2 separate regions of the Homo sapiens genome follow, and region 2 is linked to region 1. Evidence: read pairs that join two places in POLR2A ChIA-PET (ENCODE). Cell type or tissue: OCI-LY7. All regions are shown on one strand. Each heading gives the region's core, and the rest is flanking DNA. Links, peaks and the distances in the headings are about the cores only.

Region 1 (5,378 bases), core at 65-5,064:
CCCCATATCCTTTGCACAGTCACATTAAATAATGAATAACATATTTCTTATTTGATTATTTAATTGTTTATCTCCCTGCTCCATGAGAGCAGGGCATTGCCTACCCTGTTTACTTCTTTATGCCTCAGTGTACTGTACTGAGTGTATGCACTGTACCTGGAATATATTAGATTATCAATATTGAAGTAATTGGTTGGATAAATAAAGGAATGAATGAGGCCGGGCATGGTAGTGCATGCCTGTAATCCCAGCACTTTGGGAGGCCAAGATGGGTGGATTGCTTTAGCTCAGGGGTTCGAGACCAGCTGGGCAAAATGGTGAAACCCCATCTCTACAAAAAACACAATATTAGCCAGACCTGGTGGTGCATGCCTGTAGTCCTAGCTACTCAGGAGGCTGAGGTGGGAGGGTCATTTGAACCCAGGACATTGAGGCTGAAGTGATTCTTAAGCATGCCATTGCACTCCAGCCTGGGTAATAAAGTGAGACTCTATCTCAAAAAAAAAAAAAAAAAAAAAAAAAAGAATGTTTCCGTCTTTCACCCTCCCTCTTTTCTATCTCTGTAAAATGAGAATCATCATCTTCCAATCATTGGGATGTTGGAAAGATTCTGTTTAAATGAGGCTTTATCATCTGGAAGACCCATAGGATTTGGTAGTTCAAAGTCCAGCACAAGCTGAGGGTCGTATCCTGACCCAAGGGTCATGTAAGGGGCCAGCATACCCTCAAGCCCACTCACCAGGGAGCAGCACATCCTGTGGTCCGTCTGTAGGTCAGTGGATTGCATCCAGGCTCCTGGAATCAATGCCCCCAGTCTGAGAGTTCCCAGGTCCCCCTGCAAAACTGACAGCTTGATCCCCATGAAAAGTATCTGCTTATGAGGTCAACTATCATGCCTCACTGGGCCCCCTCACCCCCACTCCCTCTGTACAGGCTACAGACATGCTGTGTAGCAGCATGAAGGATGTCCTTCTCAGTATCATCTGGCTCTGAGTAGAGGGCATATTTATAGGATAGGAAATGTCACACCTATGTTTCCAGTATTTCCTCTATTAAAAGGTACAACCTGCCAGGCTGTGCAAGAAGATTTCTCTGCAGTGGGAACAAGAATTGAGGTGGGGGCCAAACTGGGCATGAGGTTTAGAGGCCAAAGTCCTTCTTCACAGCCTTGGCTCACCTGGGAATAGCCCCTCCTTCCTGCTGGGTAAGGTCAAGGACCTCTCTGACTCAGTCTGTCTACCCATGACCCCTTCATCTGGGCTTGAGGCTCTCATCATCTCTGGTCTTTGCATTATTGCTTATTTTTCCTATCCTGTGGCTTAGGATAATTACCAAATAATTATCAAACAAAATAATTATCAAAGCCAGTCTTTATTGAGAAAACAGTGGGAGCTAGGTGCTGTGCTAGGCCCTTTCATAAGCATAATTCAGTTCTCCCTGCAATCTCAGGAGGTAGACAGCATCAGTATGCTCAGATGAGGAAACTGAGGCTTAGAGAGGTTAAATACTTGTTTGAGGTTATGCTGCTCTTGGTTCCTTCCTATGAAGACTCACACATATTTGGAGCCCAGAACTCCCACCCACTCTAGGGGCCTTGTCCCTCTGTATCCTTGCTCTCCTGGGATTACTGCCCATTATCTTTGGGACTCGGGACAAGATGGTCTTGGGGCTCGGTTCTCCAGAATCCTAGGGCTCCTCTAGCTACTGGGAAGAGGAGGCAGCCCACCTCCAGGGACTGTTTGCAGCAGCGAGCTTGAACTTACTTTATTCATATGTCACAAAGGCAAAGATCCCAGCAGGCTGACAGACTGAGTGTGGGATCTGGATCTCTCAGAAACATACAGCCACCTCTGTTACTATAAAAACAATGTTTTTAGAGGATTTCAGAAAAAAATTCATAATGTGAAAGAAAAAAAGCTATGTGACAAAAAACCATCTGAGAGGCAGCCGTTACCATCTGCTGCCTGTGCAGCTGCTTCTAGGTTGCAGACCACTCCCCCACTTCCTCTGATCTGCCTGGGAAGGGTTTCAAGCCCAAGACTTGTGTATTGGTGTGGACTCAACACATCTGAGTAGGAAGCTCAAGGTACTCAGGCAAAGTGCTTTGAGAGCCCCTATCTTGAGCCAAACCCACCTTTCAGCCATCTTTCCCAGCTCCGCTACTGCATACTCTTGACTTTAACATAGTCACTCCTTAGTTTCTCCATCTGTAAAATGCAGTAATATTTGTGTGCATCATTGGCCCAATAAGTGCAGACACAGGGAATCAGCTCTTGCTTTTGAGTATAAAGGCAAACTCCCACCTGCCTTCAGGTCTTTGGATGACGTGGGTCCTCATTCATTCCCCTGATGATAAGCCGTAGAAAAAGGGGAGATGTATTTTTATGGTCACCATTTGGCGACTTCCTGATATAGGAAGAGGAGGCCACAGAGAGTGAAGATGGTAACAACTTTTCTGGCTGGATCTCCCCTGTCTGGGGGGGGGCTCTTGATGGTTAGCCCAGTTGCAGGGGTGCACACAGTAGGTGAGTTCAAGCAGGCTGAGGATACGCTTCCCCAACAGGGAATTTTCAAAAGACTCAGAACCCAGGCCTAGCTTGTCAACCTGGTGGGGTCTTAGCCTCTGTGACATATAATTCAAATGAGCAGAAACTCCCTTCTGATGGCCTCTGTTCCTTTCTCAGGGTCTGAGGGGCAGGTAGCATGACTGCCTCTACGGCATAGATATGAGAGTTGACCATGGCATGAGTATGTCTACTGAGTGCAGAGTGGAACAGGATCTGACCTCATTCTTAGAGAATCTGAAGCAGAAGTCTTCTAACCTCACAGGAAGGATGGAAGAGTGAGTAGCATGATGCCTGGAAAACTCTCAGCACAAAGATTGTGTCAGAGGATGTGCTTAATGCAGAAGAGCAGTTATTATTATTGCCAATAGCATTGGTTATTATTACTTCTATCATCAACATCAGGAATGACATAGTGAGGAAGAGGTGGCTAGCTGACCTCCAAAAGATCATGCTTCCCCTTTAATAGAATAGGGTTCATGCTGGCAGCTACCCAGACAGGACCTATACCTCTCAGACTCCCTTTCATATCATAGGGATCACATGACTAGTTTTCATTGGTGAACTATGAGCAGAAAGACTTTGGGCTGATTTTAGGCTGAGGAGATTAAGAAGTGAATCTACCTTCTCCACCCTTTCTTCTTCCACCTCCTGTCTAGAAGCAGAGTACTCTGAAGCCATGAGAGTCTGCACTGAGGAGCTGTATGCCTGGATGGCTGGGCCAAGTGGGGCATTTCCCCAGAGTTATCAAAAAGGGGGCTTGGCGAGGAAGCTGAAAAGAAAGGCCAAAGGTTAACTCTAACAAGCTTAGCAAGACCATAGCCAGGATGGTGAGTCCAGAGGAGACTTGGGTGCAGTGAGAAGTGGAGTGCATGTGGTTAGGGTGAATAGTTAAGAATGGAGGCTGAGGTTGAAGACGCATGGAAAGGGAGTGATACCCTCAACGCACCTAAGGTTCACCCTCTCTGCCTAGTGGGGAAGCCTCTTCAAGTTGGATTCAGTTTGGAAGTGAATCTTCCAACCAAAACACTGGGGCACCAAGTCCCTTCCCATGACACTCAGCAGGGAGACACTTGGAACAGATCAAAAGGAAGGAAGAAGAGAGACCCCATTTTTGAGTGAATGAAACTGGAGGCAGGTCCTGTTCAGTGTCTGATGGAAGAGATTGTTCTTGACCCTTTTGACATTGAGAGTAGATATAACTGGAGCCACAGAGATAAAACTCTGCCAAGAGTGAGTGTGATGAGTAGCTGAGTCTGAGAATTTTCTGCAATTGGATTTAATGGAGTTAAAAGCCCTGATGCAAGGCAGAGACTATTCCCATGCAAGAGGTGGGATGGGATATTTACTAAACAACACCAGATCCCGAACATCCTTAATGGCAAACAAGAGTCAGAGAAGTCCTGAACCAGTGGAGACATTCCCTAACCTCTATTTCTTGGGAAGTCACCAATTCCTTAGAAAGGAGCAACTGGGCTACTAAACTGGAAACACTTTGCATTTATTAAAACTGTGGGATTTATAGTTTAACTGGTTAGCAGACTGCATGGAGATCTCATTCAAGATGAGTTTCAACATTCCAGATCCCATTATTGTCCATGTAAAGTTCTGATTTTTTTTTTTTTTTGGAGACAGAGTCTTGCTCTGTCACCCAGGCTGGAGTACAGTGGTGCGATCTTGGCTCACTGCAACCTCTGCCTCCTGGGCTCAAGTGATTCTCGTGCTCCACCCTCCCGAGTAGCTGGGACTACAGGTGTGTGCCACCACGCTTGGTTAATTTTTGTATTTTTAGTAGAGACAGGGTTTTGCCATGTTGGCTAGGCTGGTCTCAAACTCCTGACTGCAGGTGATCCTCAGCCTCCCAAAGTGCTGGGGTTACAGGCGTGAGCCACAACACCTGGCCAAAAGTTCTGAATTAGAGAAGTCCTGTAGGCATTTCTATAGATCAACACTTCACAAAAGTTTTCTTGCCCATAGAACAATAGCTCCATGGGATGTTAATAGGCATTCCAAGGGAATAAATTCTTGGTTAGAAAGTGAGAAGTATGCTGGCTAAATACATTTAACAGCTTTGGTTTCCTTGCAGAACTACTGTTATGGACAGAATGTTTATGTCCCCCCAAAATTCATATGTGGAGATCCTAATCCTCAAAGCAATGGTGTTAGGAAGTTGGGCCTCTGGGAGGTGATTAGGTCATGAGTGTGGAGCCTACATGAATGGAATTAGTGTTGAATGAATGAGACTTCCGAGAGCTCTTTTGCCCTTTCCACTATGTGAGGATACAACAAGAAGTCAGCAGTCTTCACCCTGGAAGAGTCTTCACCAGAACCATGCTGGCACCATGGAAGATCCGGGACTTCCAGCCTGCAGAATTGTGAGAAAAAATTTCTGCTGTACATAAGTCACCCAGTCTATGAAACTTTGTTATGGTAGCTCAAACTAAGATAGTTGCTCAGAGCCTTCAATAAGTTGATGTGCATTGAGGTCTCCACTTGTGGGTCCAGGGGACCTTTTTTTCCTGAACCATGCTGTGAGAGTCTGCTCTGTTTCTCATTCTTTGGGGAGGTGGGCACATCGTATACATACATTGTGCAGACCCTTGCTGGCAGATGCTGGCGCCCAGTGGGGACAGACCAAATCAGCAGCCCTCTTTTGCAAATAGGTCAGAGGTAAGTTCATTCTTGTCCAGGTGCCACGCCAGTTATGAAGGCCTGTCTAGGGTGCTGTGGGAGTGCAGAGGAGAGGGATTAACTCTCTTTGGTGAGGTCAGGGAAGGCCACACTCTGGGGGTCATGATTGTTCTGGGTCTTTAA
Region 2 (5,378 bases), core at 181-5,180, 81 kb before region 1:
TTTATTTGTCTCCAATGCACTTGTCACCATTTGGCCTACGGAATATTTTACTTATTGTTTTCCCCGTGTAGTATGTAATCTTGATGACAGCAGCAATTCTTATCAGTTTATTTATTTATTTATTATTTTTGAGACAAAAATAATATTATTTTGTCACCCAGGCTGGAGTACAGCAGTACAACCATGACTCACTGCAGCCTTGACCTCCTAGACTCAAACAATCTTCCCACTTCAGCCTGCTGAGCAGCTGGGGCTACAGGTGTGCACCAACATGCTCAGCTAATTGTTTATATTTTGTAGACACAGAGTCTTCCTATGTCGCCCAGATTGGTCTCGAACTCCTGAGCTTAAAGGTGTTCTGCTTTGATATCCCAAAGTGCTAGGATTACAGGCATGAGCCACCGTGCCCGGCTTTCTCAGTTTATTTAGTGCCACATTTCTACCATCCACAGAAGTGCCTGACACACATAAGATACTCAATTAACATTTGTTGAATAAATGAATTATGGGCTGCAACGGGCTCCTAATATGTGTCAAGCAGAGGCCTGGAATGTACCAGAAAACTCCTTATAGTGAATAACATGGTTCCCATTTTTTTTTTTTTGAGATGGAGTTTCGTTCTTGTTGCCCAGGCTGGAGTGCAATGGCACAATCTTGGCTCACTGTGACCTCTGCTTCCTGGGTTCAAGTGATTCTCCTGCCCCAGCCTCCCGAGCAGCTGAGATCACAGGTGCGAGCCAACACGCCCAGCTAATTTTTTTGTGTTTTTAGTAGAGATGGGATTTCTCCATGTTGGCCAGGCTGTTCTGGAACTCCTGACCTCAGGTGATCCACACTCCTCGGCCTCCCAAAGTGCTGGGATTACAGGTGTGAGCCACCGCACCCGGCCATGATTCCCACTTTGCAGATAAGAAGATTGAGGCTTAAGGCTGAGTGTGGTAGCTCACGCCTATAATCCTAGCACTTTAGGAGGCCAAGGCGGGTGGATCACCTGAGATCAGGAGTTTGAGACCAGCCTGGCCAACATGGCGACACCTCGTCTCTATTAAAAATATAAAAATTAGCTGGACGTGGTGGTTCACACCTGTAATCCCAGCTATTTGGGAGGCTGAGGCAGGAGAATGGCTTGAACCTGGGAGGTGGAGGTTGCAGTGAGCCCAGATCACACCATTCACTCCAGCCTAGGCTAAAGAGCAAAACTCTGTCTCAAATGATAAATAAATAAATAAATAAATAAATAAATAAAAAGAAGACAGGCTTGGGGAAGTATGAGTGCCCTTTTCCTCTGTTCCTATAGCAACTTGCGCATGGCCCCAGTCTCAGCACCTATCATACTGCACTCTCATTATCCATTTCCTCAACTAGATGTAAGATTTTATTTTATTTTATTTTATTTTTGAGATGGAGTCTTGCTCTGTCGCCCAGGCTGGAGTGCAGTGGTGCGATCTCGGCTCACTGCAAGCTCCGCCTCCTGGGTTCATGCCATTCTCCTGCCTCAGCCTCCTGAGTAGCTGGGACCACAGGCACCCACCACCACGCCTGGCTAATTTTTTTAATATTTTTTTTATTTTTTAGTAGAGATGGGGTTTCAGCGTGTTAGCCAGGATGGTCTCGATCTCCTGACCTCATGATCTGCCCGCCTTGGCCTCCCAAAGTGCTGGGATTACAGGCGTGAGCCATGGCACCCAGCTAGATGTAAGATTTTTAAGTTCAGGGACTATTCTATCTTTTATTTATTGTTGCATCTCCAACACCTGGCAGAAAGGTGGGCACATAATAGGTGCTTAAGAAATATTTGTTGCATGAATACATGAATGAAATGGGCAAGTCAGGGTACAAACTCACAAATTTCAAAAAGAAAAGTCTCTGCCCACCCCACCCCCCTCTGCCCTAGAGTGTTCCTGAAACAGCCACAGAGCCAACAGTTAAGTCCCTCCCCCTGGCAGAGTGCCTTCTTGCAAATCCTCACCCACAGAATCAGAAGTATTTTAGATGGGGAGAAGTATACACTGGCTGACAGTTCTTTCCCATCACACCAGGCAAACGGAAATCATTTCTCCAGTCAATCCCTGCCAGTCTTCTAGAGTCAAGGTCTCTCTTATGCCTTGCCTCCTGATCTGCAGTCTGCCTCCCTAGTTTCCCCAATCCTCAGCTGCTGGGTCGGGCTCCCTGCCCATCCATCCACTCACCCAGCCTTCAGCCAACAGCCTCTGTGAGCCTGCTCTGGGCCATGTGATAGCTGAACTAACCCCCATTCCATTCCCACTGTGAGCTGACTTGGTTCTTTAAGTCTTCATTCCAACAAACTCTTTTTTTTGCCTCTTCTGTTTATACTTTCCGCCACCCCTGATCCCAAGTCTTAGGTCCATGGAGATGGCTCATTCCAACCATGGATGATTGTGGGCCTCTTGTCTCATCTGCTTCTTTCTCTTGGCTCTTAATTTCTCTAGATCAGTCATTTTTAAACTATTGTGTGTGTGTGTCTGTGTGTGTGTGTGTGTGTGTGTGTGTGTGTGTGTGAGATAGACTCCTTTGAGAAGCTGATGTGGGCTATGGTATCTCTTCCTCTAATAAATATTAATACCTATGCACTTAAAAACAGCATTTTGCATATAAGTTCTGGTGCACCTAGATCAAGATCTCTCCTTGCCTTCTCCCCTTCCCTCTAGATTTCTGGTTGTTTTTGGTTCCCAAATCAGTCCACCTGGTCTCCTTTCAGAAGCAGAAGCTTCTTCCTACGGTATTATCAATACTGTTATTATTAACAGCAACAGCAAGATTTGTACATTTTTCATGCATCAACTGATTTCAACCTCTCAATAACCCCAAGAGAAAGGAACTATTATTGTCCCATTTTTACAGATGAGAGAGCTGCTTGGTTACATGTTTTGCCAAAATCACATAATTCTAAGTCCAGGGTTTCTTCCTCCGCACGATGGATGGTGTGTTGCCTATTATTAACCACTGTGGTTTTTTTTTAACCTTTCCCATCTCCACCACCCAAAACCTACCTTCCCCACCCCTACCCTCACCCTATGGTGTATTGCCTATGATTCTTAACTGCTGTTTTCTTTGACCTCCTCCACTTCTACCACCTAAAAACCTTCTTCCTCACCACCACCCCCACTTCTCTGAAGCTCCCTCTTTCTCCCCCATCCACTCTTCAGCTGACCACAGGTGGCTTCTTTGTAGTTGCTTGAGCATATGTGAGCCATGAAAGGGTTTCGTTTCCCCTTCTGTTCTCAGCCCAGCTGTGCCAGCCTCTGTGATCCTTGTGAGCTTTAAATGAGGCACTCCAGACCCTTCTTACGCAGGCCATGGCATTTCTGGAACTGCCACACCTAAAATCCAGGTATGAGGAAGGAAGGAGACAACTATTTGAACACCTACATTGTACCAGGCCCCGTGCTTGACATAGAGACACTGAGCCCAACCTTTAAAGGCCTCAGCTTCCAGGTCCTTCCAGGCATCTTACTGATGGGCACCTGGAGGCTCTGAGATGATTGGTCTGATTCCATCTGCAGTCTGTCTGTCTGTCTGTGGGTGGTTAGGGGCCTCTCGGTAGCATGGCTAACCCTTTTTTTATTATTATTATTATTTTTGAGAAGGAGTCTAGCTTTGTTGCCAGGCTGGAGTGTAGTGGCACGATCTTGGTTCACTGCAACCTCTGCCTCTCTGGTTCAAGCGATTCTCCTGCCTCAGTCTCCTGAGTAGCTGGGACTACAGGCGTGTGCCACCATGCCTGGCTAATTTTTGTATTTTTAGTAGAGACAGGGTTTCACCATGTTGGCCAGGATGGTCTCAATCTCTTGACCTTGTGATCTGCTCACCTCAGCCTCCCAAAGTGCTGGGATTACAGGTGTAATCCCAGCCCATACCCAGCCTTAAAACCTTTTATCAAAGTGTGATATAGGCCAGGTGCAGTGGCTCATGCCTGTAATCCAACACTTTGGGAGGCTGAGGTGGGCAGATATGGGAGTTTGAGACCAGCCTGGCCAACATGGTGAGACCCCATGTCTACTAAAAATACAAAAGAGTTAGCCAGGTATGGTGGCACATGCCTGTAATCCTAGCTACTAGAGTGGCTGAGGCAGGAGAATCACTCAACCTGGGTGGCAGAGGTTGCAATGAGCTGAGATGGTGGCCACTGCACTCCAGCCTGGGCAACAGAGTGAGACTGTCTAAAAAAAAAAAATCATCTGAACTGAACCAAGAATCTGTAGCCTCAAAAGGGATTTGGCTATAAACCAATCTTCCACTGAAGGCTCCAGAATCCCAAAGTGTGCTCTTAATAAATGGTCCAGAGCATGTCTGATCAGTTCCTCTGATGCTCAAGTTCTCTGCCCATTGTTGCTTTTTTTCTTACCTTTTTTAAGTTCTGGAAAAAAAAATTAGAGACTCTGGTTAGGAGCCCCCTACCCCACAAAGAACTCTAGCCTTCATCACTCCTTGATTATGAGTGACAGAGAAATCATCATCTCACAAGGCCACATATTGCATTTTTTAGACAGATCTGGCAACTTAGATTTAAATTTTTAAAAACACGCATGTGTGCGCACACATACACACACAATAAAAAAAAATCCTTGTTTGAGCTGAAATATGCTGCAATTTTTGCTCACTAATTCTAGTCCTGCCCTATATGGCCTCCCATAATTAGTTTAGTCAATTCAGTAATCGAGTCTCAGGTGCTGAGGCACTTGAGGCAGACTTCCTCAACTCTACATTCTTCCTGTGGGGATCCTGGGATCTACTGAGTCAGGCATGTGGCTGTATCAACATTTGCCAAAGAACATTCCACTGGACACTAATCCCCCGAAAGGCCTTATGAAAACAGAACCCTGAGCTCAGATAAGTTGGGGAAATGCTATATCGCTCTTCTGGTCTTTATCACATCTCATTCCCCAGAAATCTTTATGAAAACAGAGCTCTGAGCTCAAGTAAGCTGGGGAGATGTTACATGTTCTCTGGTCTGTATCACATCTCACACTAGCACAGAGAAGACTCTTGAGGTCCTAAAGAATTAAAAACCCTGTTTCACTCTGTCAGTGACCGGTCTGACTTAGAATCCTTTTTTCCAAAGAGGAAAATTTCTATGAATTTTTCTCAGAATGAATGTCCTCCAGTACAGGACATAGGCCAGTTAGCTGTAAGCATCCTCTAAAACTACACTGTCTAATCTGATAGCCGCTAGCACCCAGGACTACTGAGCACTTGAAATGTGGCTAGTTCAAACTCAGATGTGCTGTGAGTGTGAAATATACACTGGATTTCAGATTCTTAGTACAAAAATAAAATGAAATATGCATACTTTTTATATTGATATATGTTGAAATATTGGGTTAAAATTTGTTATTAAAATTAATTTCATCTATTTA

The links. Peaks named below come from ENCODE experiments on the same cell type or tissue, not always from the same donor. Only the 100,000 strongest peaks of a DNase experiment are listed, where the experiment ranks them.
Region 2: POLR2A ChIA-PET joins it to region 1 with 9 read pairs; 3 of 35 experiments call an interaction of 5 or more read pairs at or near these places.

The regions. Positions count from the first base shown.
Region 1 is chr20:40,928,188-40,933,565 of GRCh38, reverse strand. No RefSeq gene overlaps it. Among named protein-coding and RNA genes, the nearest start is that of TOP1, 98 kb to the left of the region's middle. In OCI-LY7, for the core only: no CTCF peak of the experiment used is centred there; DNase peaks (open chromatin) are centred at 965, 2,015, 2,765, 4,405 and 1 weaker place; H3K4me3 peaks cover 2,506 bases; H3K27ac peaks cover 4,996 bases.
Region 2 is chr20:41,009,602-41,014,979 of GRCh38, reverse strand. All of the region lies in intron 2 of LOC100128988 (a long non-coding RNA gene), which reads right to left. Among named protein-coding and RNA genes, the nearest start is that of TOP1, 17 kb to the left of the region's middle. RefSeq lists enhancers at 3,089-3,138, 3,279-3,438. In OCI-LY7, for the core only: no CTCF peak of the experiment used is centred there; DNase peaks (open chromatin) are centred at 249, 1,949, 2,234 and 3,199; H3K4me3 peaks cover 2,109 bases; H3K27ac peaks cover 5,000 bases.